3 separate regions of the Homo sapiens genome follow, and all the other regions are linked to region 1. A link is a loop called in an ENCODE intact Hi-C map of the cell type or tissue named here. Cell type or tissue: gastrocnemius medialis. All regions are shown on one strand. Each heading gives the region's core, and the rest is flanking DNA. Links, peaks and the distances in the headings are about the cores only.

Evidence for each region. Peaks named below come from ENCODE experiments on the same cell type or tissue, not always from the same donor. Only the 100,000 strongest peaks of a DNase experiment are listed, where the experiment ranks them.
Region 2: it touches region 1 in a loop (2.9-fold over the local background); 5 of 110 quality-filtered maps call a loop at or near these places.
Region 3: it touches region 1 in a loop (2.3-fold over the local background); 2 of 110 quality-filtered maps call a loop at or near these places.

The regions. Positions count from the first base shown.
Region 1 is chr1:10,604,985-10,615,247 of GRCh38, reverse strand. All of the region lies in intron 4 of PEX14 (peroxisomal biogenesis factor 14), which reads right to left. Among named protein-coding and RNA genes, the nearest start is that of PEX14, 140 kb to the right of the region's middle. In gastrocnemius medialis, for the core only: no CTCF peak of the experiment used is centred there; a DNase peak (open chromatin) is centred at 4,027; H3K27ac peaks cover 2,327 bases.
Region 2 is chr1:10,509,419-10,519,681 of GRCh38, reverse strand. All of the region lies in intron 2 of PEX14 (peroxisomal biogenesis factor 14), which reads right to left. Among named protein-coding and RNA genes, the nearest start is that of PEX14, 40 kb to the right of the region's middle. In gastrocnemius medialis, for the core only: a CTCF peak has its summit at 5,084; DNase peaks (open chromatin) are centred at 3,871, 7,311 and 8,911; H3K27ac peaks cover 425 bases.
Region 3 is chr1:10,658,627-10,668,889 of GRCh38, reverse strand. It overlaps CASZ1 (castor zinc finger 1), which reads left to right. Exons shown (of 21, transcript NM_001079843.3): 5 at 3,319-3,807; 6 at 8,354-9,188. Among named protein-coding and RNA genes, the nearest start is that of CASZ1, 130 kb to the left of the region's middle. RefSeq lists enhancers at 2,982-3,729, 3,730-4,478, 8,102-8,612, 8,613-9,123. In gastrocnemius medialis, for the core only: no CTCF peak of the experiment used is centred there; DNase peaks (open chromatin) are centred at 2,312, 2,819, 4,389, 5,118 and 5 weaker places; H3K27ac peaks cover 5,462 bases.

The sequences.
Region 1 (10,263 bases), core at 659-8,658:
CTTTTGACTCTGCTAATGGTGTTTTGTCGCATGCAGAGGTTTTTATACAAATTTATCAATCTATTCTTTTATGGGTTCTGGGGTTTGTGTTATGGTTAGCAAGGACTTCCCCCACTCCCTTCCCAGGCTGTGCAGTGACACTCGGTGTCTAAGAAACTGCCATGGGAAGGGGACAGTGCTACTTCACTGATGGTGGACACCCCCACCCGACACAAATCACCTCTCGTTATACAGGGAGCTCTAAGAGCACTGAGGCAGACGGATCTTTCACCTCGACCCCAAGGAGCCGGGCACTTGGAGTCCTGGTCAGGTGTCTCTTCTGTCTCCCCTCTTCTAGCCAGCTTTGCTTGGCGCTCCAGATACAAAACCTGACATCTAGTGCAAGTCCATTTTCAGGAGGAAAAAGTGAAGACAGAGCAACCTGGCCACCCCGCTCTCTCAGAGTCCCTGCTCAGGAGGGCCTTCATCCATACCCGGAACATCCCTCCCTGCAGCCAAAATCCTCAGGCAGAACAAGTGCAGAACGGGGCCCACGGCCCGAATACCATATTCACCACTGATTTCTCAGACACCATGAAGCCTCTTGCAAGAAAGCAGCTGTGACTTGGCTGAAAGCTTGACCAGCACCTGGAGTTTGCTGGATTCCTCTGCTCACCCGCAAACATCCCGCCATGAGAAGGACAGCCTTCTCTGGGGCCCTCTGGGCTGTCAAGGCTGAGCAGACGCTGGCTGTGTGGGTTGAGGACCAGGACCCTCCCAATAGCTGCCTCACTTTCCAGAGTTCTGAGCTATTCCAGCCCCAAGAAACACCTGTGGTCCCTGCAGCCTCACCCTTCACCCCTCACCGCTCCTCATTCCTGCCATGCTCACGTTAAGAACATTTTATTGCCCCCTGGTTTTCATTATTAATGAAAAGGGACCAGAATGATCTTTCCTAAAGTTCAGAGAGTCTATAAAGACAAGAAGCTGAAATGCCATTTTACTCGTTTTGGAGATGTGTGATACAATTCTGTCTTGTGGCAAAATGAAAAAAGAGAAAAACTCGGATAGAGATGACTCCTACCCGCTGTGTGGCTCTCAGAGGGTAACAGACCAGGCTACTGCAAAAACATTAGCACAGTCCACACTAGCTCAAACTCCCAGCCACGACCACCTCAAGTCCTGCCCCTCCCCACCCTGGGGCCTATTTTTTCCAAGTCTGGTGCAGACCCCGCAAGGGAACTGAGAGCAGGGCGCCTGGGAACACACCTCCCCGCCACCAGGCTCCCTGAATGTCCGGAGGTATAAAGACAAGGGCAGGAGATGGGGCAGTCACTCTTCTCTAGCTGGGAAGAAAAGGAAGAGAATGAGTGGGCTTTTTAAATGCTTCGAGTCTCCACTCTGGAAGCAGGGACTGGCCTGCCATGCAGACAAGGCAGACAAGGTAGCAAGTGGGCAACAAGCCTGGGGTCAGAAACCCTCATGCCACCACCAGCCAGGGGGGTTCCAAGGACATTTTTCTCTTCTTATCAAGCACTGACTGAAGGTGGCAGGGCTTTGTGAGCCCCAAAGAATCCAAGAACAGGCGATATCTTCACTCTCACTCAGAGCCCAGCTGTCTAAGGACCGGCGCCCTAGCTGCGTGGCAGGGGTTCCTCACCAGTACCAAAGCCCTGGCATCTCTGTGAAGGCTGAAGAGACGGGCATCTGTGGTGGCAATCCTCATCCTGCACACCTGGGCCTTCCTGGACTGCCTCTACGCTGTGGCGCTGTGGGCTGCAATGAGGTCAGGGGATAAACTGCTATAGAGCAAAGGGCATGGAGCTCTTCAAAACCCAACCTTCCAAGGACTCCACGAACTAGCTTAAGCTCTGCCCGGCTCCATGGAGGTCAGCCTGCGCAAAGGCTCCAGTTTGGGTAAAACCATGGTAGAGCGGGGGCAGGAGAGGTGCATCCCCACAGCTCCTAACTATTCACTGAACACCAACAAAACCAACATGACTCTGTTTCTTTATACCTCCACCAACCAAATTCTCACCTAACAGGTGAGAACAAACATCATCAACTAAGAACACATGCACAGGACTAGGACTTGTGCATACAACACGGCAATGTTGAGCCTGAAACCTTGCTGAGCAAGTCACAGACCGATCCACACCATGGAAATCCTGCAATCCAGTAAAGGTTCATCGGCAACACAGAGCTGAGAGCTGTCACGGAACCATCCTGCCGAGACAACAGGCACTCCAGTGATGTGCTGGCTGACAAGAGGGAGAGAACTCTCACGTCCTTGGGGAGGCTGGCAGCCCAAGCATGGGCAAGGCAGTGGTAGAAACGGGGCCAGCCCATTGAGGTCGCCTCCAGGCTCATCAGGGTTGGAGCCATGTCTCTATACAGCAGTGTCTCTAGCTTCTCACATCAGCCCATCAGCTTCGCTCAGAAGCCACCCTGAAAATTAAATGACAAGACAGGCTCACTCCCAGTAAGGTCCTGGAATAAAGCCAGCCCACCAAATCAGTGCTTGCTACAGCACAGAGGTGGAGAGCACAAGTGCAGAGAGACGGGGACCTGGCTGGGCTGAGAAGGGCTGGCTATAGCTTGGGGGCGGGGTGGGCCCTGAAGCACATGGCTGTGGATGGCTGGCAGTGGGCAGAAAGACAGGCCCAGAGAGCAGCAACAGAAACAGATCGTCTCTGCTCTGAACAGAAGGACTTGGCAGCCTGGATGGCAAAAGGCACCACAGTAGCCCAACAGTAGTCCTGTTGGAAAATGCAAAGCCTGTATTTACACGTACATCCCATGAAAGACAATCTTTTCCACTTTTCATGGGCTACAATGCCATTAGCAGTGTCATCTTTAGGCAGGAAGGACACCGAGAGGCATATCTATATCCCCTGTCCATAGATTAAAAAATATGAGCTCTAATTAAGCTGTTAAGAATTCAGAAGAGTCCAGAAATAGACCCATGCTTACATGGTCAACTGATTTTTGATAGAGGCCAAGGTAGCTCTATGGGGAAAGGATAATTTTTGCAACAGCCATGCTGAACAACTGGATATCCATAGGAAAAAAAAATGAACCTTGACTCTCACCTTATACCATACACAAAAATTAACTCAAAATGGGTCACACCTAAACAAGAAAGCAAAAACTATAAAACTTCTATAAGAAATCAGAAAACATAGAAGAAAATCTTTGCAACCTTGGGGTAAACAAAAACATCTTAAGATATAAGAAGCATGAACCAAAAAGGAAAAAACTGATCAAATGGACACCATCAAAATTTAAAGCTTTTGCTTTTCAAAAGGCACTGTCAAGAAAATGAAGAGACAAGCCATAGGCTGGGAGAAAATATCTGCCAAGCATATATCTGACAAAGCACTTGTAACTAGAATACATAAAGAGCTCTGACAATTCAATAATAATAAAAAGACAAAGTGGCTTTTAAAATGGGCATAAGATTGGAAGAGACTCTGTACAAAAGATATACGAATGGCCAATAAGTACATGAAAATATGCTTGATGTCATTAGCCATTAGGGAAATCCAAATTAAAAGTACTATACAATAAGGTTCCATTACATACACATTAGAATGGCTAAACTCAAAAATGAGACTATCGGGTGTTGACAAAGATATGGAGCAACTGAAACTCTTACATATTGCTGATGGGAACACAAACGCTACAACCATTTTGGGAAATAGTTTGACAGTTTCTTTTAAAGTTAAACATGGACCTAACATGTGACTAAGCCATTCCACTCCTAGGAAATGAAAGTATAAGTGCACATAAAGATTTATACATGAATGTTCACAGCAGCTTTACTCATAATAGCCCCAAACTGGGAGCAAGCCAGATGACTACCAACTGGTCAACAGATAAAGAAATTGCGGTACATGGAGCAACAGAAGTTGGCACTATAGCCAGTTGGCCAATCCTACTTTAGCCTATTTTTATGTAGCCATGAGCTAAGAATGGCTATTAATTTTTTTTTTATTTCGGTGGGGGGACAGAGTCTTGCTCTGTCACCCAGGCTGGAGTGCAGTGGCGCAATCTCAGCTCACTGCAACCTGTACCTCCTGGGTTCAAGTGATTCTCCTGCCTCAGCCTCCCAAGTAGCTGGAACTACAGGCATGCCACCAGGCTCAGCTAATTTTTATATTTTTAGTACAGACAGGGTTTCACCATGCTGGCCAGGCATGGTGACCTCAAACTCCTGACCTCAAACTCCTGACCTCAAGTGATCCACCCAACTCACATCCCAAAGTGCTGGGATTACAGGCGTGAGCAACCGCACCCAGCCTGGTTATTAAATTTTTAAAGAATTGTGGTCATGGGAAAGGGAGAAGAAGAACAGGAAGAGGAAGAAGGAGGAGAAAGAAGAGAGGATGAAGGGAGAAGAGAAAAAGGTGAGAAGGAAAACATGTGACAGAGATATGTGGCTCACAAAGTCTAAAATATACCCATTTAAAGAAAAAGTCCAGGCAGTGGCTCATGCCTGTAATCCCAGCACTTTGGGAGGCCAAGGCGGACGGATCACCTGAGGTCAGGAGTTCAGGAGTTCGAGACCAGCCTGACCAACATGGAGAAACCTCGTCTCTACTGAAAATACAAAATTATCCAGGCGTGGTAGCGCATGCCTATAATCCCAGCTACTCGGGAGGCTGAGGCAGGAGAATCACTTGAACCCACCCGGGAGGCAGAGGTTACAGTGAGCCAAGATCACGCCATTGCACTCCAGCCTGGGCAACAAGAGTGAAACTCCATCTCAAAAAAAAAAGAAAAACGAAAAAGAAAGCCCACTGATCTCTGGAATACAACTCAGTAATGAAAAAGAATGATATCTCTCTCTCTCTGTGTATATATATATGTGTGTGTGTGTGTGTGTGTGTGTGTATATATATATATATATGTAAAGTTATATATATTTGTGTATAATATATATAAATATATAATAAATATACTCTGGGCAACAGAGTGAGATGGTGTCTCCAAAAAACTAACACTATAAAACTTCCTAGAAGACAATATAGGAGAAAGTCTCTTCAACCTTGGGGTAGACAAAGGCTTCTTAGGATGCAAAAACCATGAATCACAATCATGATATAGACATAAACAGTTCATTCCTTTTATATGTATTTTCCAAATATATATTACATATATTTACATATAATATAGAAATGCATATATAAATTATATATGAATAAAATTATATGTATTTATATAAATATGTATTTATATATCAATACATATATATGTATATAAAAACATGAATCAATCTCAAAACCATTATGTTACGGTAAAGAAACCAGACACAGAAGTCTACATACTATATGGTTCCATTTATACAAAATGTTTTATTTTTATTTATTTATTTATTTTTTGAGATGGAGCTTCGTTCGGTCACCCAGGCTGGAGTACAATGGTGCAATCTCAACTCACTGCAACCTCCGCCTCCCGGGTTCATGGGATTCTCCTGCCTCATCCTCTCGAGTAGCTGGGATTACAGGCGCCCGCCACCACGGCCAGCTAATTTTTGTACGTTTAGTAGAGACAGGGTTTCACCATGTTGGCCAGGCTGGTCTCGAACTCCTGACCTCAGGTGATCCGCCCTCCTCAGCCTCCCAAAGTGCTGGAATTACAGGCATGAGCCACTGCACCTGTTCTATAAGAAATGTTTGAAAAGGCACAAGGAACTACAGTGACAGAGCAGAGATTGGTGGTTAACAGAAACCAGAGGCAGGGGAAAAGGACGACATAAAGGGCACAAAGCAACTTTCTGGGGTGATAGAAATTTTCTATATTGTGATTGTAGTGTTGGTTACAGGAGTTAAATGAGTTACAACTTGTTTGTACAACTCATTGAATTGTATACTTAAAATTGATGTATCTTATTGTATGTAAATTATACTTACAAAAAGCTAATTAGAAAGAAAAGAATTAAGAAGGATCCAGAAACATAAAACTACCACATCCAGCAATTCCACTCCTAGATATCTACCCAAGAGGAATGAAAACGTATGTCCACACAGAACTTGCACAGAAATGTTCTTTGCAGCATTATTCATCTTCACCAAAATTGGAGACAATCTAAATGTCCATCGACTGCTGAACTGATGGACAAAATGAGGTACAACCAGACAACAGAATACTATTCCATGATAAAATGGAATGAATTACTGATACATGCTACAATATGGATGAACCTCAAAAACATCAGGTTAAGTGAAAGAGGCCAGGTACAAGAGATCACATATTCTGATTCCATTTACCTGAAATGTCCAGAAAAGGGGACATTTATAGTGATGAAAAGGAGATTAGTGGTTGCCTGGGGCTAGAGGTGGGAAGAGGGATTAACAGTAAATGGGCCCAAAGGATCTTGCAGGGGAGGTGAAGTACTCTAAAGCTGATTTATGGTGACAGCTGCATCACTCGGTAAAGTTACTAAAAATCATTGAATTGTATAGTTGAAATGGATGAGTTGTATGACATATAAAGTATACTTCGATAGCTTTGTTTTTTTTTTTATTTTTTTTTAAAAGAGGAATCTAGAAACAGACCCATTCATATATAGTCAGTTGATTTTTTTTTTTTCTTTTTTTTTTTGAGACGGAGTCTCGCTGTTGTCACCCAGGCTGGAATGCAGTGGCACAATCTCAGCTCACTGCAACCTCCACCTCCCAGGTTCAAGCCATTCTCCTGCCTCAGCCTCCTGAGTAGCTGGGATTACAGGCACCTGCCACCACACCCAGCTAATTTTTGTACTTTTAGTAGAGACCGGGTTTCACCATGTTGGCCAGGCTGGTCTCGAACTCCTGAGCTCAGGCAATCCGCCCACCTTGGCCTCCCAAAGTGCTGGGATTACAGATGTGAGCCACCAAGCCTGGCTGTGAGTTGATTTTTTATAGACATGTAACTCAATGCGGATAAGATAATCTTTTGAACATAAGGTATAGGCACAACTGGATATCCTTATGGGGAGAAACGAACCTTGACCTTCACCTCACACCATTCACGAAAATTAACTAAGAATAGATCACAGACCTAAACATAAAAACTAACGCTATAAACTGGGTGCAGTGGCTCATGCCTGGGCAACATGGTGAAAACCCATCTCTCCACAAAATACAATAATTAGCCAGGTGTGGTGGCACACACCTGTAGTCCCCACTACTTGGGAGGCTGAAGCAGGAGGATCACTTGAGCCCGTGAGGTAGAGGTTGCAGTGAGCCAACATCAGGCCATTGCATTCCAGCCTGGGTGACAGAGTGAGACAGTGTCTCCTAGAAGACAATATAGGAGAAAGTCTCTTCAACCTTGGAATAGACAAAGTCTTCTTTAGGATGCAAAACCATGAATCATAAAAGGAAAAAAAGATAAATATATGTCATCAAAATTAAAATTGTGTGCTCTTCAAAAGGTAATGTTAGGAAAATAAAAAGGCAAGCCACCAACTGGGAGGAAATACTCATAATACATGTATCTGACCAACAACTTGAATCCAGAATACATTAAAAACCTCATTCAACTCAGTAAGAAGACTGTTAATAATGGGCAAAATACTGAAACACACTCTTCACAAGAAAGATATGCAAGTGGACAATAAACACACAAAGAGAGGTTCAACCTAATCAGTCATCAAAGAAATATAAACCCAAACCACCATGAGATACCAGCATATACACACTAAAACTGCTAAAATTAAAAAGACTGAGAAGACCAACTGTTGGGGATATGTAGCAACTAGAACTCTCAAACATTGCTGGTGGGAAGGTAAAATGATGCAACCACTCCAGAAAACAGTTTAGCAGCTTCTTATAAAGTTAAACATACACTTAACATATAAACCAACAATTCTACTTCTAGGCGCTCACCCAAGAGAAATAAAAACATACAAAGACTTGTATACGAATGTTCACAAAAGTTTTATTCGTAATAGCTCAAAGCTGGAAACAACCCAAAGTCCATCAACTGGTGAATGGATAAACAAACTGTGGTGCATCCCTACAATGGAATACCACCCACCCAATGGTAAAAAGGAAAAGGCTTCGGATGCGCACAGCAATTTGGGTGAATCTCGGCAACACTACGCTGAGCGGAAAGAAAAAAAATAGAAACAAGAGAGTACAATACTGTATGATTCTATTTATATTAAAAAAAGAAAAAAAACTCTAGGAAAGAAATCTAATAGGTAGTAATAGAAAGCAGATCAGTGGTTGCCCTCAAGCCAGGATCAAGGAGGGTGGATTGACTGGAAATGGGACCCAAGGGAACCTTTCAGGGTATTGGAAATGTTCTGTCATGTAGTGATGGTTATATGGAAATGTACACTTATCAAAACTCAAATTGTACAATTAAAATGGGTGTATTTTATTTTACGTAAATTACATCTCAATAAGACTTTTAAAAAATAAAAAATCCATTCAGAATTTTTTTTAAAAAAGAGCTACAGGAAGTCAGGAGTGCTTGGGAACACTACCCAGTGGTGTAGGCTCTAAGTTTTCTCTCTGCACAGCTTGCAGCTGGGACCAAGAGAAGAAGCCAGACCTGAGAATTCTAATGCAACTTTAAAAAACATACCCTGTAATATTTGACACATACAAAAGAATATAACATTTATTTAAGTTATAAGAACAGGAATACAATGAGCAATTCTAAACCTGCCTAATTTACTAGCTAGAACTTTCCAAATACCACTGAAGCTAGCCATGTGTTCCTCCCCAGCCCAGAGGCAACCATTATCCTAAACCCAGTATTTATCAGAACTCAAACCTCCTATGGGATATGGAAAGCTGAGGACATGTGCTGACGAGATCAGGACTACATCTCAGCCTCACTCGCAGGCAAGGATAGCCATGCAAGATCCAGCCAATGGGGAGAAAGTGGAAGGGACATGGGCAATTTCCAAGAGGTGTCCTTAGAAGGCAGCCTGCCCTTTTCCCGCTTTCTCCCCGCTCTCGCTGGCTGGACAGCAGGTGGGATAGTTGGAGCTGAAGCATTCACACTGCACCACGAGACGGATGAGAGCCAGTCAGGAATGCAGAGCAGTGAGGCAGAGTAGGGTTCCTGCAGACCACAGAGCCTCCTGGCAGCCTGGGCTGCCTACATTTATGTAATAGAGAAAAATTCCTCTCTCTTTAAGCCACTCTTGTTTGGAGTTCTCTGTCACCTGTAGCAGAATTTTCTAAAACTAACACACTGTCAGCACAGCCAGAATCCTAACTGCCATCAACACCAAAGACTTGTAATGGTCCAAGAAACCTAAGGAAAGGATCACTTCATTTCGGTTCCTTCCCGTGATACTTACCCTCTTCAACATCCGCGAATGGCATTTATTCAGCCCCCATGTGGCACCACACCAGGCAGAACACACAGCAACAAAATGGAGAGGGTGCTTGCTAATCCAAACCGGCACCACGGACAAAAGAAAACACAATTTCCTCAAAATTAAAGAAATACTTTCTTCATATACAAACCAGTAACTTTCAGGTAGCAAAAAGAGAGATTTGTCTGCTAAACCAGCAGAGAAAGAAATGGAAGCATGAGAGAGAAATGGAAGAGACAGAGAGAGAGGTGGAGGCGACATTTGCTATTTTGCTTTCTGACGGGAACCCCGAGGCCACCCATGCATGCTTTCTGTTTACTGTCACCTCAGTATCACTTACGCACAGGCCACCCTGGCCCCGGGCCTTTGCTGTTCCCTCTCCACAGTGATGTCTTCCTTGACACCTTGGGTCTACCTTATGGCTGACTGATCTTCAAAGCCAGTTCAAGTCCTGCCCCTTCTAGAAAGCCTTGCCTAAGACTAGCGTTCTGGGAATTTCCTTTGTTCTCAAATTCTGAAAGCTCTCAACATTCTCACCATGCAAGGTGACGTGGGATGGTCTTCCCTGTCTTTCTCCAAGCAATGGAGGGCTTCCCTCTACGATGAACAGCAGCTCCTGAAGGTGGGTCCCATCCCCTACTTCTTCCATAGCTTGCCCAGAGCAGTCTGCACCAGCTGGGCTCACAGACCGTATCACCGACCGACCACCAGGGCAGCTCGTCCACATGATAGCCCTTCCATTCTCAAGCACATTTCCACCCCTGTTAATCCATTCCACAAGCATTTCTAGAACACCTGCTCAGTCAGAGCCTCAGGCCACTAGATTTTTTTAAGCCTCAGAACTCACAGTTTAATAGGGGAGACACTGGAATAAATGTTTAAGTGCAGTGGGGCGGGGTGGGGAGTCTAGGGGCCTGAGGGGAGCTTCCCTCCAAGTCAGAATGGAGGCACTGGAAAGA
Region 2 (10,263 bases), core at 1,010-9,009, 96 kb after region 1:
CATAGGGCAGTGTCTCTGTAGAAATATTTAATGCCAAGGCTGAAACACAACAGGCTGCACACTTCCAATTTTGCAAGTCCAGCACAGTCTTACACCGAAGGAAGAGTGCACCTAATGCATAGCCTGACCTGGGAAGTGGCCTTCAAAATGTTTTTTGTAATAAGGCATCCTATTATAACCCAGCGCACCATTCCCTGAGACAGGCGGTGGTATTCCGGATCACAACCCTGAAAGTCCGAGTCTTTTCGCCAGGTGCTTTCAAGCCAGGCACCTTACTGCCCCCGCTCTCCCTCTTAAGCACTCTCTCTTCCAAAGAGCATTCTGTTTGCTTTTCCCAAAGCACTCCCTGCCCTCTGCTATGGCCACTTAGTGAGGCACCACCCACACACACAGAGCTGCTAAAGGACTGCATAAAGCCAGAGCAGCTTCCAGCACAGGGCACGCCTAATAGGAGGGTCTGATCTGTTAATTATCTGTCAGTTTGTCACGGCTGGGCTGAGGAGGGGAGAATGATGAAAAGGGGGGTGTTAGGGGGAGGCCCTCTACTCGGTGGTGTGCTACTCTTCCTGAAATTCTGAATTCCGCTTTTGAAATCATTCACCCCCTGTTGGACAACGTGTAGTATACAGGGTGAAGAAGAGAGGATGAGAGTTTGGCTCGACTCCTTTTGACAGAAGTGGGGGCCTCTCCAACTCCACCACTACCACGACAAGCACACGGCAAGAAACACACTCCCTCACTTTCTCTCCAAGAGGACAAAACGGACATAACGACCTTCACACCATCTCTCCCCTTCACCGGCACTAACAAGCTGAGCACTGTAAATCAAGGATGAAATCCTTGTGCCAGGAAGGGAAGGAGAAGCATCTCTTCTGTAAAGAGCCCAAAGATGCTTCGGAATCAGCATTTCGGGCAAGGGCTGGGAACGCAGGAAGCACCATGCAGGCAACTGAAGGAAAAATATATATTTATTACATATAGCAGGCCTCCTTCTTCAAAAGTTATTTATTTCACAAAACCACTCTGCTAAATAGAGATTTCAATCTAATTGGAATTGGAATTTGCATATTGTAAATGCACCAAGTGAGAGTCTTGGACACTTGTGTTCTATTCTACAGTGTAAGGGTTCACCCGTGGATTTCCCAATATATACACTACAAGAATGTAAGAAAAGAGCACAGAGAACTGGCCTTTATATTTTATTTTTTCAGCCCTTCACAGAGGGTCCAGTCTGTGAAACGGGATGACGCTCTCAATATCCCCAAGGAGACAAAACCACTGAGGCAGAGAGGAGGTTCCCCCTGGCATCGGGTTTGCCATCAGCCGTGTGTAGCTGTTCAGTCTTGCAGGTCTGTGGAGCACCCCTGCCCACCACCCGGGGGAGGCAGGGAGTAGACCTCTATTCATCTAACCCTTAACCCTCCCCATCCCATCTACATATCAAATTAGCCATGCTTAATTAACAGAGATGCAAATAGTCAGGGACCGAAATAAAGGTTTTTGACAAGAAGCAAAGAGGGATACTTTTTTTTTAAGGAGAGGAGAGCGAAAAAGCACCCAAAACAAAAGGTCAACCTACAAATAACTGAGGAAATGAGAGAGAAAAGGCACAGGTCAGGACTTCCCATAAAGGTCTGAAATTTTCTGTTTGTAACTCAGGGTTCACATGGAAAAGTAACGCATGACAGAGGAAGAGACACTTCTGGGGAAGTCAAGTTGGGACAAAGGTTCTAGAGTCCACCATTTGCCTGGGACTTACTTCCCTAGACTGCATTCAAATTGGGCTTCTGCTCCCTGCTCCCCTCACTCATTTCAAGAAAGAAATTATTTAATTTTTTTCAAATACTGAATCCCTAAGGCCCAAAGATGTGCCGTTTCCTCAAAAACTAAGCATCTTCTAGTTCACAGCAACTCCTTTCTGCCCCCCATATACTCTGACAATGCTAGCCTCTCGGTCACAGGGTGTAACCTTCATTTAAAAAAAAAAAAAATCACAGGTTCTGCTTCCCATTTAGAAAAAAAAAAAAGAACAAAATGGAAAGAAAGAATAAATATGAATTTGGAGGGGAATTCTGCCAAAACCTGAACCTCCAAAATCTGGTTCAGCCACATTCTTGCCCACAACCAGTACTTCTCGGTGCCTCCCTACATTTTTCAAAATGCAGCTGCACAACCTCTTAAAATTCAGATTTCTAGCACCTATAATTACAGGCCTCTCAAGCCAGGCTCCTTTAATTAATGAGCCTGACTCCTCTCTCTTCAAAGGAAGTCTGCATACGGGCTATATCAGAGGGTGAACCGACCCGATCAGTGCCTATCTGATCACTGCCTGATGCAGCCAGCACTCTGCCCCCAATAGGAGAGGGAGTTGCCCCTCACCCCCACCTCCACTGCCCAGTTCAACACATCTCAATCTGGCACAAGCCAATTGTGCAGTTAAGGCCATCAAACAGTTCTTGGAACTTAAGGGAAGAGAAAGCAGCTTTGCTGGGTGTGACCAGCAAAATCCAAAGAGAATTCGATTCTCCCTGGTTCACGTGCTCCTCTGACCTCACTTCTTCCTACTGCTGGGGTGAAATGCAGAGTGCAGGCTGAAGACAGTCACTGGTCAAGGCTGGACAAGCAACAGAGGGAGCAGGCTTGGGCTCTGAAAACTGGAAAAGAAAAGAACAAACCGAGGTCTGACCGTCATCCCAAGGCTGAACTAAAACTGCAAAGAAAGGCTCTGCCATCTTAAAACAAAACATGTGGAGAAGGGCTTGTGAGGCACGGCTGTTGCTCTCCAGGTCTAGAGAAGAATCTGAGCACATCCCAAGGACAGCCCGTGACCTCGGGATCACTCACCAGGCTGTCCTCACCCATTCTCCAAACTACTTTCTTTCTAAACCAATACCTGACGACCAGTTTTTAAAGTACTGGTTTTCCTTCTGGCTGTTCTGGGGCAGCTCAGCCTAATCTGTTTGTATCTGCTTCAGATGCCAAGTCAACCCATAGCTATTCTCCTGCAAGTAGCTAGAAGCTGGTTTGTACCCATGTTAGCTGGGAGACCAGACTGTCCTTGGCCACAACAAAGACTAGAAAGGGTTGCAAACAAAGTCACAGATGCCAGCACAGACGAGGCTTGGGTCAAATCAAGACAATCCCAGGTAAAGTTTCAGGCAGGAGATTTGAGATCCTGTAAAAGACTCCCACGGACCTGGCAATAATGAAAACAGGTTTGGTTCAGTCACCGCCATCTGATAACCGTTTCTCAAGGTCCCACGGCAAACCTAGTGGGTCCCACAGCAAACCCAGTGGGACAACATTTGCATTACTGACCAAATAGACACACTCTTCTACAAAGAGAGACAAAGTTCTCAGACTATGTACTCAGTAACACAGTTTCTACAGTTCTTCTAGTTTCTCATCTGTGATTTGGACTATAAAACAGGGCTAGGGAACAACCAGAGAACAGCATTAGCATTAATAAATGAAAACTTAAGACACATAGGCCTGGCTTCTTAGTTCTGCCCAGGGTATTTCACAGTGCAGATGTCAAAAATTGAATTAGATCATTCGGTATTCTGCCAGAAAAGGAGTTTCCAGTGACTTTCTGCTATTGCAAATACAATTTTGGAAGAAAGGGGAAAAAACAGTAGCATCAGTCTACCCAATGGTTAAACCCTCAAATCAAAGTAAGGTATGATCACAGACCACTGAGTCTAACTCCATGGCACCTGTCTTGTTTCCTGGCATGGCTACCTGCCATCGTTATGCCCAACACACAGAGGCTAATATAGGATATCGTTTCTGCTCTCCCATTAGATCCAGTCTTCAAATCTGTCAGCATGTCACAACCTGGATCCCCTGACCACAGCACACAGTGGAGTTCCAGGCTGAGACATGACAGGCTGATCACAAGGAGCAGCCACTTCCTTTTTCTCAAATCACAAGCAGACAAGCAGCCAGAGCCGGGTGAAGGATTTTTTACTTTGGTTTGGTTTTTCAACCAAGACATTCTCAAAGTTTATTGTTCTATGAAGTGGAAACATTTAGTTTTCTAACAAACAATTAGAAGCACAGGAGTAGAGAACATGAAACTGAGAACGAAGCTCAGGATACACAAAAATAAGAGGCTGGGAGGCAGCTGAGATCAGGAATGTCCAGGGATCCTCGGCCACACAAGCCGGCCAGGCACTCTCTTTCCAGGGTGTCTCAAGGGGAAATCACCCATCGATCCTGGGACACACGAGTTCTAGGACCAATCCCTTACCTCAGAACAGCCTCGGCCTCAAATTCCTGCTTGCGCTTTAATGTTTAAATTATTAAATGCATTAATGTATTTACATTATTCAAGTCTTATGTGCATTTTTCTAAGATAATTTATGTATAAGAGTTTGAATGTCCATGACTGTTAATGTCTACAACCCTTCCTGTTCATTATTGATTCTGGAAGAAAAAAAAAAAAGTCAGAGTTTTAATGCCTTATTTTTAATGTATTAAGAGTCTGAATAAGTGCATTCTCTTTTTTCTTTTGTAATTTCATAATTTAAGTAGTGCATTTATTAAACTGACACAGTATGAATTGTGGTGAAGCCTGGCACAGATCCATGCTGCTGGAGAGCCCGCTGGAGGACGGAGCCCACTCTTCTGTGACCAGGCAGCAGCCTGGCTCTCCCTCTGCGCTCTCTTCCCACCTACACAGGGGCAGGCGGCAGGGGAGTGGCAAGCATTTGCCCAAGGAGATTTTCTCCCTCCTTTTTCAAGTTCTTGCCCAAATCAGCTCTCCTTGTTACCCAGGCTTTTAAGGGGGACAGTTTTCTGCACACAGAAGTTCTCATCTAGATGCACTGCAGGTGATAGCAGAACAGATCGCAATCAGTACACAATTTTCAAGAACAATAAAAATGCCAGAAGCTTGGTGTAGCAAAAACAAGCAAACAACTACTTTTTTAAAGGAATCTCCAAATGAGAGACAAACATCTCAAAGAGACAACACCTCCAACTCAAGCAGAAAAACTTCTTTCTTTTGAAATCCAGTTTCCCCAGCAGATAACCCCTCTTTCTCCTATAGCCAGTAGAGCGACAGTGACACCCAATGGCCTATTAGTTCAATCCCAACTGAGCATTCCCCAATGGCTTTCCCTTGAGTTGCGTCTTAGGCCCAAAGTTCCTGTGTGAACGTGGAACCTTGAACAAAATAAGGTATTAGCTACTCACCAAGAAGGTGAATCGCTAATAGACCAATTTCCTGCCAGGACATTGAACAAACACTGTATATTGTTACACACGTGCACAAACAACACAGTATAGCACACCTCACTATGGCATCTTTCTGGCGGGTGACGACCACGTGCGTACACAGGCGCTCGCACATACACACATACAGATGCACAATACGTGGGCTGAGCAGCACCGTACAAATCAACCTGAACTGGGAGAAAGGATGACAGAAGTTTCTCACTGCTGTTTTAGAAGGTGACTCTGCCGTTTCTAACACCATACACACACACACACACACACACACACACACACACACACACACAGAGGCATAGATTATTTTATACATTTTTTCCTTTTTTTCTATTTCCTTCTTTTCTTTCTTCTTTTTTTCTTTTTTGGCTACTCATTACCATTCTTTAACTGTTACAATTTATATCAGCATATAATGTTAAATAATTACAGGGAGCGGAGCTCACTCTAGTGAGGATATAAACGCGCTGTGGGAATCTACAGATTTAAACAAATAACACTCACAGCAGGGGGTGAGCGGATGAATTAGCATTAATATCCTGCCTGGGAGATCCCAGTGCACTGGTACTGCTTAAATACAGATCTTTTCTGTAACAGTCAATATGACAGCTCCCGGCAATACGGCCCCTTTCCCTTTCCCAGTCAATATAGCAGCCAGTGAAAATAGAAACGTCCCTATAGCAATCAATATAGCAGCCAGCTAAAATAAACCCTTCCCTTTTAAGGGCTATATAATAGTCAGCTAAATGGAAGAATTGGCACCCCTGCTGGATAGCTCAGCAGAGAAGCCAAGGAATGAGCAGGCCATGAGCACTAAATGATCCTTCTGTTCCTCAGAGGCCCTGCCCAGGGAAGGGGAAGATATCCTTAGGTAGAGAACCAAGAGGGAACCTGCGAGGGACACTTGGCTCCCAGGCCCTAGGAGTAATTACCCATGTCCTAAGCAGGCTATCGGGCCACCCCTCACTGCAGTTCAATTAAAACGGCCAGAAACTTTAGAATCCTTGTTCAAGCTGTCGGCTGGAACAGGGGAACACACTGGTCTTTGGTGGGAACTGAGACCATGTTGACTCAAACCCCGCCACCATCCTGTTCCCACCTTAGCCTCAGAAGGGTAGAGTATTATGTGAACAGCCTGTGGTTTTCTGATTTCTAGAATCAGGGATAGCAGCTATGTTAGAATCAGACAACCAGCCAGGTGGGTGAAAAACAGCATTCTATGTGGAATCCTACCCCAGTGTATATACAGAACTCACTTTCAAAACTCACAGCCATCAATTTGTTAACTATTGTGAAAACACGCTATTTTCTCCCACTCACATCATAGAAAACACTCTCACACTCTCCTTCATTGGAGGCATACAGGAAAAAAAATGTATTCTAATATAAGTCAAAGGATGGCTCACCCTGAAGGCCAAAAGAGACCAAAGGCCTTTTATAAAAGAAGGAAAAGGGCCGGGCACGGTGGCCTACGCCTGTAATCCCAGCATTCTGGGAGACCAAGGTGGGTGGATCACGAGGTCACGAGATCCAGACCATCCCAGCTAACACGATGAAACCTCATCTCTACTAAAAATACAAAAAATTAGCCGGGCGTGGTGGCACACGCCTGTAGTCCCAGCTACTCAGGAGGCTGAGGCAGGGAATCGCTTGAACCCGTGAGGCGGAGGTTGCAGTGAGCCGACATCACGCCACTGCACTCCAGCCTGGCGACAGAGCAAGACTCCATCATAAAAAATAAAAGTTAAAAAAAAAAAGAAGGAAAAGAACAGGGAGCATTTCATTTAAAAACGATCCTATGCATCTGAATATATTGTTCTTTTTCATTATAACTAGCTACTTCTAAAATTAGTTCAGTTGGATTTAAGGATTTGACAAATGTGGAATATAACCACCGACGCCAGTGCAGGTTTCCAACCAACACCCCTGAAGTTAATGCTGGGATTCTGCTATGCTTCAAAGCAGGCGAACATCAGGGATCCACCCCACCTTCATTAAAATTCCACAATCTGTCTGCCATCCTTTGGATGAATCCACAGAAGTCTCTGTTTCCCTGGCCAGGTGTTTCAACACCCAGCAATGCTCATGTCATCAATCAGGTGACTTAGTCAAGTGCCACAGTGTTGGGTATCAGAAAAAAAGATCCAGAAAGTCCTGGTCTGAGAGCTCTAGTCCTTAAAAATTTAGACTTGGGCCAGGCACGGTGGCTCACGTCTGTAATCTCAGCACTTTGGGAGGCCGAGGAGGGCAGATCACGAGGTCAGGAGGTCGAGACCATCCTGGCTAACATGGTGAAACCCTGTCTCTACTAAAAATACCAAAATTAGCCGAGCGTGGGGGCAGGCGCCTGTAGTCCCAGTTATTCGGGAAGCTGAGGCAGGAGAATGGCGTAAACCCGGGAGGCGGAGCGTGCAGTGAGCCAAGATTATGCCACTGCACTCCAGCCTGGGTGACAGAGCAAGACTCCGTCTCAAAAAATATATATATTTAGACTCAACACCCCACCTAAGCCATAAGACTGAGCAGAAATTCTAGTATGTGACACCTCTGGAGAGAAACAGGTTAACACAATCAAGCCTCTCTTCTGGCAATACACGTGTTGATGAGGTCCTGCAGTCCACAGAAGACTTGGAAGTCAAAGAGGTCACAGGTCCCAGAGACCACAGAAGTCAGAGGTCCCACGGGCCACAGAGGTCAGAGATCTCACAGGCCACAGAAGTCAGAGGTCTCACAGTCCATGGAATTCAGAGGTCCCTGGGTCCACAGAAGTCACAGTCCCACGGTCTATGGAAGTCAGAGGCCCCACAATCCACAGAAGTCATAAATTCTAGAGTCCACAGAAGTCAGGAGTCCATAGTCCACAGATGTCAGGGGTCCCTCCATCTCTAGAAGTTATAGGTCCTACAGTTCATGGCAGACTTTCCTAGGAAAATTTAAACTCTGATGTGCATGGTCATTTCCATTTCTAAACCCTACACAAAAATCTGAGGGGAGACACGCTCAATCAGATAGCATTAAAGCTGGAAAGAACGCACCATGATGTTAGCAAAAACCACTTCAACTACTCATGCCATTAGAGTCATCAAAGGGGGGAGGCAGGAAGGAAGGGAGGGACAGAGAAAGAGACAGTAATGAAAGAGAAAATAAGTCTGAAAAGAAAGGAGAAAATAGAAATATAAAAGATTAGAAAAAACAGGAGATAACAAAATAAAAAAGACAAAAACCTCACTTTGGCATTTACAGTTTAAAGCTGTCAGGGCATTTTATGAAATGACAGTTGCAATAAAACAAATAGAATGGTGAGTCATCTGGGTTCCAACTTCTGAGTCAAAAGGGGCTGTTTCTAGACAAACCAGCAGCTCTGCTGCCTGCACATTTAACGATGCCTATCGGTGCACCACAGCTACGGAACAGGATGTGGAGAACGAGGAGGTGGGAGTGAGCATTGTCTTTACTGGTCCCAGTGTCATTGCAAATAAAGACTGTCAAGATTTAAACCATAATAATGGAAAGGCTATAAAGGTCTCAGTTATAATGTTTCCTCTGATGTTCCCTTTCATAAAATGGCCTCTTTATGTTGCTTGCGTAGCAGTCATCCACTGAACATCGGCATATGTGTGGCCCAGTGGGAATGTTGCACCCTAAGTTCCTAGCAGGACGCCAGGCAGCAACTGTGCAATCCAACTCCTTGGCTCATCATCTCCATCGCACATAAGTGAGCACACACACTCACTCATTCCACAAATATGTATGAGTGCCTATTTTCTGCCAGGAGCTGAGCAATACGGTATATGCCCAACCCATACAGGGCTTAGCAAAGTGCCTAGGTGCCAAACAGCCAGGAAACACACATGCAAAATATATACGGCCATACAACACAGGGACTCCTTTCCTACTTTGGCACCTAAAAGTCTTACATAAGTGCCTGGCAGCCTAGCAGGAAATGGGACTTTTCCTTCTCCATGCCAGAGCAAAGTAGATAAGCTGGAACACAAATCAGATAAATGCTCAAAAAGGGGGCTTAATATGGTGCCCACAAAGACTTGCCTTTACTTGGACACACCAGACAAAAATGCACAGAAACCTGCTGTTTCAACAGAATTATTTATCTGCAGCCTGCCATCTAACCATTCTAGGCACCAGGGAACCTCAAAGGAAAATACAAACAAAACCTCTGCAAATTAATACTTTGTAGACATGCCAAGGAGGCATGAACTAAGAAAGACACCAGCAGCACGTGTAGGGATGAAATGAGGCTGAAACCTGTAAACCAGGGAGCCGTGTGATGCAATTAGAGATGCCAAAGTCCAAAATTAGGAAAGGATCGATCTAGTCAAGCCCAACTTGGTGGCAGGTAGAGAATAACTCACATTTCTAGGTGGGCAGCCTGTGCCAACCACAAACCATCCCTGGGCTGCCTTCCCTGCTGATCTATAATTGGTGGGTCAGTGATGGAGCTACCAATTATCTTGAGGCCCCCTGTATTTAGTTCACAGACAAAGGGAAGCAGGAGAGACCAGTTAGTAATGAGTAAGTAATGGCCACGAAAATACATTGTATTATACAAAGCTGCTTCGGCAGGAAAAGCCATTTGGAAAATAAAGCGTAAAAGAATAAAATAAGCTGGAGAAACTCAATTTTCTCCTCCCTTCCTCCCAAAGCCACACTTAGGATAAAATGAGGTTTGTGCAGGTTAATCCTTAAGAGGTAAGAAAAAAATGATTAAATACATTTAAAAAATCAATTGTACATTAAACCAAATCCAGGAACTGCAAAAACAAACACGGCAGCGTTCCTCCAGCCGGCATTAGCTCTGCCAGTCTGGTCAGTAGGGGATACCCCCACCTGATGGAGCCCGCTGAGGTCACAGAAGACAAGCAGAGAGGAAGGGGAGAGAACCAGGGCTGGGGAGTGGGATGGGACCACAGATCTGGATTTCACTGGAACTGAAGTTATTTCTAGATATTATAAAGAAATAAAATGCCTTACAAATGGGGCTCTGGGGACCAGGCTGAATTCTTCAAAAATCCA
Region 3 (10,263 bases), core at 767-8,766, 54 kb before region 1:
CAAGCTCACGTGTGGCACCACATCTGCCTGGTGGCCCTCCCAGGGCTCAGCTGCTTTTTCCCAGGTTCATCCCTGCTAGGCCCTGTGCTTGGCACAGACAGGTGCCCTCTCTCACCTAACAGCCTGGCCGCCTTTCTACAGGGAAAAATCTTGCCCAGGGCCAGAGCTAGCGCAGGGCAGAGCTCCGCCGTGAGCTCCCAACTCCCTGACCCCAGAGGCTAGGCCATACCCTGGTGCTGCGCCAGAGCCCGTGGGGCCAGAGGCTGGAGGCCAAGAGCACCGCCACCAGCAGAGAGTGGGCTCTGACTGTGTGTGGGTCCCAGGCCCCGGCCCAGCCCACCTCGGCAGCCCCTCCCCTCGCCTCTCCCGTCTCTGGGGAAGCAGAGCAGGAGTCCCCTCGCCTTCCCACCCTCTGGCCCAAGCCTGCCTCCTGGGCAGTATTGTTCCCAGAGGAAGTGTCCAGTGTAAATAGAGCAGCGGGCAGGCTGGTGGCGGGAAGGAGATGAAAGGGGCAGTGACAGGGCCGGGGACGGATGGCTTCCTTCCATTGAGGCCTGGCCACGGCGTTTATATTTTAGGGAAGAAAGTCAGAGGAATGTTTACATGGACAGGAGTCTGGGGTCAGACCACAGCGGGGTGGGGGGCGGATCGTCTATGGATCCCAGGGCCCTGGGCCGGAAGGCGGCGGAAAGCTTAGACCTCAGCTCCAACGCACCCCTGTTCCCGCCGCCCAGCCTCACACGCGCTCGCACTTACAAACCTAAGCCCTACCTCTGCCTCCTGCCCCTGTGTCCCCGGCCCACACGCCTCCCACCTCCACCCCTGGGACCAGCAAGAGAGGGAGAGGGAGGGCAGCATCTGGAAGGCAGGTGGGCTGGGGCAGCGCGGCAGCTGGAGGGCAGGTGCCGGGGGAGTCGGCAGGAGCAAAGGGGCCTGGGGCTGGGGGCGGGTCCTGGGTACACAGCTGCACCGCAGCTGGTGGGGGCCCGGGCAGGGACTGAGCCAGGCACACAGCCGAGATGGGGAGAAGGTGGGCTGGGCTGGGTGGGCCAAAGTGCGGGGAGGCTCCAGGATGGGTGGGGGCCCGGGGAGGGGGCGTCACCAGCAGCAAGTGCGGCCCTGGGAGCTTCTGCTTCCCTCTTCCTTAGGATAAATATTTACAGATTCATTTGCTGTCTGCCATCCACACTTGGCTGCTTACCTCCTGGTAAAAATAGTGCAGGCTCCCCCACTCCCCCCTTCCCTTCCCCATCCAGGGCAAGGGATGAGGGGACCAGGTGAGGCCCGCTTCCCCGGAGGCCTGTTGGAGGACACCCGGCGTCACAGAACCTGCTGGGCAGCTCCGAGGTCGAGTGGGATGCTGTGAAGAGGAGGCCCCGTCTCAGAACTTCGAGAGGGGCCCCGCATCGTGCTTGGGGTCTTGGGTGTGGGTGGCACAGACTTGGAGATGTGGACGAACCTGGGTAGAGTGGGCATCGGCTTGGGCAAGTGTCTAAGGCCCTGAAGCCAGGGTCACAGGACTGGAAGGCCTGGGAGTGGGCTGAGAAGACCCTTCTCTGGCAGTGGGCCTGGCTGGGCTAGAGTCACCCTGTCTCGTCTGGGCCAAGTGAGCCATCCGTACTGGCCACTGGCTACAAGGGAAGGATCTGGCTGGGACGGCCAGGCACTGTGTCTATCAGGGGACGGTTATCTGTGCGTATGAGTCAAGTCCACCTCAGGGATGCGGCCCCTGGGTGGACCCAGGTATTGCCATTCCCGCCTGGGTAGGCCTCTCATCGGGTTTCCTGGCATGTGGAAAGTTGGCAGGGGGTGATCATTAGAGTGAAGCCCCTTCTGACCATGGAGCCGGGGGGCCCTGCCCTCAGCCTTCCCGCCTATGTGGAGACTCTGACACGCCCATTCCTCCCGTGAGGGCCATGGAGAGGCACATTTTGTTTTGTACACAGTGAGTGTGAGCCGAGCCCCTGCTGCTGTGGCCACTGCGCTGTCCCCAAGCCCCACCACAGGGTCTGGCCCACAGAAGGAGCTCACTAAATGGACGGACAGACAGACAGTTCCATGTGGCTGCGCTGTGTGTGCACGCGTGTGTGTGCGTGTGTGTGTGTCCACCCTCGCCAGCCTTTGTGGCAGGTCCCAGGCTGTGTGGTGGGTGGGCTTGCCGTATGCCCCCCCAGGACCCTCGGTGCCCTATCAGGGACAGAGTTTGGGCTATGCGGCCGCGAGGGAGGTCGCTGGCTCTCAAGTCGCCTCATGAGGGCTTCCTTCCGGCTGTGTGTGTCGGGCTGTCACATTCGGGGATTAGGTGCTGTGACCGGCGCTTCGGGGCGTTCCGTGAGGGACCTAAGCGATCCCACCCTGCACCTGCTGGAGCTCCTGGGGGCTGGGAAGTGGGCTGGCCAGGCCTTCCGGGGCTGCAGAGGCTGGCCGAGGCTGGGGAGCAAGGTCCTAGGATAGGGACAAGTGGCCCTAGGAAGTGCCATGAGGAACTCCACTTGGATGGCTCTGACTGAGGCTTGGGGAAGGGAGTGGCAACAGGAAATGGACAGAGAGGCCAAGAGGGGGCTGGCAAGGGCTGGAGAAGACCCTGAGGCAGGGAGGAGACTGAGGAACACGGAGGCCTTCGGGAGGGTCCTGAGTGGCTGGGAGAAAAGGAGATCTCTGCTCTCTGCTGAGCAGGGTTGGAGTCAGGTAGGGCCCAGGGACCTGGCCTGGCAGAGGAGCCGCCAGGGGCTGACGTGCTCGGGTGGGAGGGTGCCAGCCAAGTGCTGCCGGGACAGTGAGGCAAGAGGCTGGCACAAGCTGGTCCCTGGCTCTCTGTGACTCCTCCCCAGGAACGTGTGGTAAGGCAGGACGCTCCCAAGCGGAACAAGCTGCCAGGAATGCCACGCTGTCCCTTGACAGCCTGACCGCATAGCCGGCTCCTTAACCTCCCTGGGCCTCAGTTTCCTTGTGTGTCAAAGGGCACACCCCCTCCCAGGGCCCAGCAAGCCTAGGAAATGCCTCCAGGACCTGGGCGCCCCTTGTAGTTGAAGAGGCATTCATTCATTCATTTGTTCATTTACAGACTAGTTCTTGAACTACCTACTCTGTGCCAGGCACCCTGCCAGGCTCAGAAAGTAGAGTGATTCTCAAGCATGGCCACGGAGCTCATAGACTAGTGGGGGAGATAGACACATGCCAGGCAGTCTCAGGGCAGTTTGATGGCACTGTGGTCAATGGGGGAGGCCTGCAGCTTGGGGGATGCAGGGCTGTTCGGGAGGGTGGGTTGTTCTTGGCCTTGCACGCCTCTGACCTCCGTGCTCTCCTCCATCCCTGCAGCTGAGGGCACCCGGTGCACGGACCCGCCTGCAGGCAAGCCCGCCATGGCGCCCAAACGCAAGGGTGGCCTGAAGCTGAACGCCATCTGCGCCAAGCTGAGCCGCCAGGTGGTGGTGGAGAAGCGAGCTGACGCCGGCTCCCACACGGAGGGCAGCCCATCGCAGCCCCGGGACCAAGAGCGCAGTGGCCCTGAGTCTGGGGCAGCCCGGGCCCCCCGCAGCGAGGAAGACAAGAGACGGGCAGTGATCGAGAAGTGGGTGAACGGGGAGTACAGCGAGGAGCCGGCACCCACACCCGTGTTGGGGCGGATTGCCCGCGAGGGCCTGGAGCTGCCTCCCGAGGGTGTCTACATGGTGCAGCCCCAGGGGTGCAGCGATGAGGAAGACCACGCGGAGGAGCCCTCCAAGGACGGCGGTGCCCTGGAGGAGAAGGATTCGGACGGGGCAGCCTCCAAGGAGGACAGCGGCCCCAGCACCAGGCAGGCTTCAGGTGGGTGCCTGGCCTTCGAAGGGAGGCTGAAGGCCAGGACAGGGAGGCCAGTGGGGAAGGGGCAGTGTGTCTGGTAAGCACACCCGACTCCTCACTCCTGCTCTAAATACCGGCCCCTCATCCCACCCAGGGAGGGCTCCTGGAGTGGGAGAGACTAGGACGGGGAGGGGCACCCCAGGTGAGAAGGGAAGGGCTGCAGCTGCCCCACACACAGTGGGTCTTCAAGAAACCACAGGCAGAGGGGTGGACAGGTGGGGAGGGAGGGAGGGAGGGATAGACGGGTGGGTGGATAGACAGACGGATGGGATAGATGGCTGGACAGATGGTGGGCAGGTGACTCTTTACACACACCTGTGAGGCCTGAGCTTACCGGGCACAGTACCTGGCACAAGAGGGGCGCAGCGGTCAACGGCATGAGCCTGTGAGCCTGCTGTCTGCACATTCTGCTACTTACGGAGCTTTCTCGGAGGAGCCCAGGACAAGCTTTGTTCTCCTGCCACTCCCCTTGGCCTCCTCTTCCTTCCCTACACCGCTGTCCCTGGCCCTCCCAGCAGGACGTCTCAGGGCCACATGGATTGCCAGCCCGGCCAGCGTATCCTCTTACAGCCAGCTGCCCCGGCCACGGTCCCCTGGCTGACCTCTCTCCCACGAGGCACTGAGGCCCTGCTCTGCTGGTGTCTCCATGTCCATGTCCTGGGGATCGAGAGCAGCCCTGCGCGCCTTCTGCTCAGGGGAGGGTGGGCCGGGGGTTCCAGCAGGCAAGGGGGTCGCCAGGACCACAGCCCCCAGGTCTGGGCCTTCTCTCTGCCCCCGGCCTCCTTCCCAGCCTTGTGCCCGGTGCCCTGCGCCTCCCCTGCCCGCTCCCCTAGCCCTTCCCCTGCAGCAAGGGGTGCATCTCCTCCCCGTGCGGGGAGCCCTGCGCAGCCACATAATTATGCATGTAAGATATAAACAGAGCTGTTTAATTATCCTTCGCCACATCAGTGACAGAGTAATTAACAAACATTGCGAGATCAATGAGGAAAAGTGTGACCTTCAGTTTCCTCTGATAGGAAAAGCCCTTGCCGTTGCCAGACACAAGGTGATTGTGCTGGGCCTGAGGAGAGGAGAGGAGAGGAACGCGACAAGGGCCACCGTCCCCTCCACACCCCCACCCAGGCCAGCTCTGCCCGCAGCTGACGGGGAGCGGAGTGGGCCTCAGCCCCTGCCTCCTTCCCCCAGAGGAGTGGAGAGCGGGGCTGGCAGAGGCGGGCCTGGAACTGCCAATGGCCTCAGGGATCCAGGCCTCGCCCCCTCAGCCCGACACTGGGACTGCCTACTCAGCGCTGAGCGCTGGAGGACACAGACAGCGGAGCCTTGGCTGCCTCTGTGGGCTCGGCCCCCAAGCCACCTTCTCTGGGCCCTGGGCTCGGCCATGCAGGCCTGTGGGCCCCCTCAGGGACCCCTGCCTGGTCCCCTCCCTGTGCAAGCTGCCTGCCCTTCGAAGCCTGTTTCTCTGCCATATATAGCGAGGGCTCAGCTGCCTCCAGCTATTTTTAGCCCCTTTCCCTGGTCCCTGAGCCACTGAATCCAGCAGCCAGAGCCCACTCCTCCCTAGCTGGGCCCCCCAACCCTGTGTAGCTTGAGGTCAGGACAGCGGCTGACCCGCCAGCCCCGCCCCAGGGGAACAGCTGTCTTTTGGTTTCTTGAGTCCCTCTGTGCACCCTGGGTGCCAGGTGGCTGCCTGTGACTGTCCTCTCCTCCCCTAGCCGGGTCCCAGGCCCTCCCCGGAGCCCACAGCCTCTCCTTCCACATCCCGCCAGGTGTCCTCCCCTCCCCAGGCCCAGTCCTGCCCCTCTAGACCCCCATCCCAGGTGTCTCTGAGGATCCCAGACCTGGCAGGTTCGCCTGGGAGGAGACCCCCCAGCCACGCCTTCCCTTGGCTGTGTAGTCAGCCTGGGGTCCTGCCGCCCCAAGTGTGCCCACGTGGCTGGCTTGCACATGAGCAGAGAGAACATGGTGTCCCCGGGGGCCGTGCAGGTCTCAGTCTCGCGGGTGCACCTAACCCTGATGCAGGGCATGGCACACGGGAGGCATGTAGCACACGGGCAGTGAAGGGGCAGGTGTGCGTGTGCACTGGGGTCACGGCTCGGCCATGGGGTGGGGCATGTGCGGAAGAGGTGGGTCCGCAAGAACAGCTCAGAATTAGCCTGGGACTGACCGCCTTCTCCCTCATTCCGAGAGACCCAGGGCAGGGGTTCAGGGGGTTGTGTACCTGTATGTCTGCAGAGGCAGGAAGGCGGCTAGGGATGGGAGCTGGTGAGCCCGAGTGTGAGCGCAAGAGTCTGTGAGGTGTGTGAGTGTGTGGTGTCTGTGAGTCTGTATGAGTGTGTGTGTTGTGTCTGGGTATGTGTGTTTTATGTGAGAGTCTGCATGTGACTGTGTGGGGGTGAGCAAGTATATGAGTTTTATGTGACTGCGTGTCTGGATGTATGTGAGAGTGTGTGTGATTGTGTGTGTGATTGTGAGCACATGACTGGGTGTGTAGAGTGTGTGTGATTGCATGTGTGTTGTGTGTGACTGTGTGCATGTGACCGTGTGTGGGTTTATGTATGTGATGGCATGTGTGTGCATATGACTGTGCGTATGTGCGGGTGAGAGTGTGTAATAAGGCATGTGTGTATTGTATGTGATTGTATGCACGTGATTGGGTGTGTGGGTGTGAAAGTATGAGAATGCACATGTGTGTTGTATGTGATTGTGAGCATGTGACTGTGTGTGGGGGTGGGTGGGTGTCAATGTATGTGTGTGTTGTATGTGATTGTGAGCATGTGACTGTGTGTGGGGGTGGGTGGGTGTCAATGTATGTGTGTGTTTTATGTGATTGCATGTGACTGTGCGTGGGGATATGAGAGTGTATGAGAATGCATGTGTGTGTTGTGACTGTGTGTAGGTGTGTGAGTGTATGCGAATGCATGTGTGCGTTGTATGTCATTGTGTGCATGTAACTGTGTAGGGTGTGTGTGAGAATGCGTGTGTGTTATAGGTGATTGTGAGAATGTGGGTGTGTGAGAGTGTATGAGAATGCATGTGTGTGTTGTATGTGATTGTGTGCATGTAATTAACTGGGTTTATGTGAGTGTGTATGTGATGGCGTATGAGTGCATGCGACTGTGGGTGTGTGAGAGTGTATGAGAATGCATATGTGTGTTGTATGTGATTGCATGTGACTGTGTAAGAGTGTATGAGAATGCATGTGTGTGTTGTATGTGATTGTGTACATGTGACTGTGGGTGTGTGTGTGAGAATGGATGTGTGTGTTGTGAATGCATGTGACTGTGGGTGAGAGTATGAGAATGCATGTGTATGTTTTGTGTGTGTGTGCATGTGACTGTGTAGGTGTGTTTGAGAATGCATGTGTGTGTTGTATGTGATCGTGTGAATGTGACCGTGTGTGTGTTTGAGAATGCATGTGTGTGTTGTATGTGATTGTGTGAATGTGACCGTGTTGGGTGTGTGTGTTTGAGAATGCATGTGTGTGTTGTATGTGATCGTGTGAATGTCACTGTGTGTGTGTTTGAGAATGCATGTGTGTGTTGTATGTGATTGTGTGCATGTGACCGTGTGTGTGTGTGTGAGAATGCATGTGTGTGTTGTATGGGATCATGTGCATGTGACTGTGTGTGGGTTTGTGTGTGTGAGTGTGTGTTGATATGTGAGAATGTGTGTGTATGTCACTGTGGGGAGGTGGCTCCAGGCTTCCTGGTGTGCCCGGGGTGGCCACAGTAAGGAGGCTGCACTCAGGCCCTGCCCGGACTCCTGCCCTCCCCGGGTGGCCCAACCTTGTGTGACTGCAAGTGACTGGAGGAGGCCAGGGGGTTGGAGGACGTGTCCAGGTCCTATGTCACAGGCCAGGGGCACATCCACACACCTGCGCCCCTGGCTGAGCTGTGTTGTCAGGGACCCTCAGCACCTGGGAAGGTGTGGGGAGGCCAAGAGGCCAGGTCCTAGGAAGGCTTGTAGTGGACCCTTCATCTGCCCAGGGGATCCATTTGTGGGGTCAAGGGAGGTCCTCCAGCCAGGCCCACCCCGACCCCGGCCAGAGCATCTTCCCCACCCCTGGGCTCCCACCCAGCTGCCCACTGGCCCACGTCCCTACCTGTCCCCGGTTCTTGCCGCTCCCTGTCCTGGGAGGCAGGTTGGGATCTGGCCTTACTTCCAGTAAAATGACTTCTCTTTCATATTAGGCCAAGGCGAGAGAGCGGAGACATTTATGAAACTTTGTTTAATGTACTGAAAAGCCATCGGCCAGAACATTTAGGAAATTGATTTTCCTGGCATTGATGAACTCGTTTTATTTTACCCCAGTATTAATTACTTTTTTTTAAAACAAATTAATTTAAGAGTCGTAAAACCTAACAAGTGAGCCAAACGTCCATAGATCGTGTCCTGCTCCGCCCCTCCCCACACTGACCCCCTCCCTCTATGGGTGGGGGCCCCCAGTGGGGGGACCTCCTGTCCCTCCCACTCCCTCCCAGAGGTGATGCGCCCCCATCCTCCTCTGCAGGAGAGGCCTCCTCGCTGCGGGACTACGCGGCCTCCACCATGACCGAGTTCCTCGGCATGTTTGGCTATGATGACCAGAACACGCGGGACGAGCTGGCCAGGAAGATCAGCTTTGAGAAGCTGCACGCGGGCTCCACCCCGGAGGCAGCCACCTCCTCCATGCTGCCCACCTCCGAGGATACCCTCAGCAAGCGGGCGCGGTTCTCTAAGTATGAGGAGTACATCCGCAAGCTCAAGGCTGGCGAGCAGCTCTCCTGGCCGGCCCCCAGCACCAAGACCGAGGAGCGGGTGGGCAAGGAGGTGGTGGGCACCCTGCCCGGCCTGCGGCTGCCCAGCAGCACGGCCCACCTGGAGACCAAGGCCACCATCCTGCCCCTGCCGTCGCACAGCAGTGTCCAGATGCAGAACCTGGTAGCCCGGGCCTCCAAGTACGACTTCTTCATCCAAAAACTGAAGACCGGCGAGAATCTGCGGCCCCAGAACGGGAGCACCTACAAGAAGCCATCCAAGTACGACCTGGAGAATGTCAAGTACCTGCACCTCTTCAAACCCGGGGAGGGCAGCCCCGACATGGGCGGGGCCATCGCCTTCAAGACAGGCAAGGTGGGGCGCCCTTCCAAGTACGACGTCCGGGGCATCCAGAAGCCAGGCCCCGCCAAGGTTCCGCCCACCCCCAGCCTGGCTCCCGCACCCCTCGCCAGCGTGCCCAGTGCCCCCAGCGCCCCCGGGCCAGGGCCAGAGCCTCCTGCCTCCCTGTCCTTCAACACTCCCGAGTACCTGAAGTCAACCTTCTCCAAAACAGACTCCATCACCACGGGGACCGTCTCCACTGTCAAGTAAGGCGCTCCCCACCCCACAATGCCCAGAGCCAGGAGCCAGACTAGACAGGAGGCCTCCTTCCTCACCAGGGTTGCCCGTGCTTGAGGACACACCTGCCGCTCACACCTTATACACATCCACTGTGCATCCAGGCGCGTGCACACTCAGGCTCCCATCCATGCGCTTCCACACACACAGGTGCGCGCCGCACTCACATTCACTCTTGCACCTACAGAACCATGCGTGAGCCCTCCTGCAGCGCCCCCCCGCTCCTGGACCTGCGCGTGCACCTCGCACACGCCCCCCACACACGCCACCCACACACGCCCACACTCCCAGGCACAAGTGTGCTCTGCCTTTTGCTAGCATGCACACCGGGACTGCCCATGACAGCACACCCCATCTGCCCATGACAGGCTTTCTCTACCTGCTGCCATGGGTGCTGAATGCAGGCCTGTGGTTGGCTGAGAAGGCGCCACCCTGGCTGGGGATGCTGGGTCCATGCTGGTGGCCCTGGCTCCTGGGCTCAGAGCCTGGGCCCTGGGGGAGGCAGGAAGCAAAGGTAGTGACCGGGGTTAGGTGCATACACCCTTACAGCCTGAACCCATGGGCAGGGGAACGGCCTGGGTAGTCAAGTAGTGGATGGTGTGGGGCTGAGCGAGACCCTTCCCCAGAGCTCCTCCTGAACCCTGGGGGGGCTCCCGGACCCCAGGGGGCTGCATGCCTTGGAGCAGATCAGGGCGGCCCCTGCTGCCTGGGGAAGGATACACTTCCCCTGCCCAGCTGCCTGCCCCCACCTCGAATCCCTCCCTGTTGGGAGGCCTGGTGCCCCTCAGCCAGCGGCCTCCTGATGCTCCCTGAATGCTGGGTGCCGAGCCCGGGCTTCTGTGGCTTGCCAGCCCGTGCCCAAGGGGGCTGCAGCCCCACCTGCACGAGATGGCACTGCCCTCCCAGAGTTGGGCTCGTTGAACCTCTGGCCAGCTTCTGCCAGGGATGTCCTCAGTCCCACCGTGGGTGCCTCGGACACTGCAGAGCAGAGCAGAGGGGCTGGGGCCTCAGGGCAGGGGCTGCCCACCAGATGCCCCTGTAACA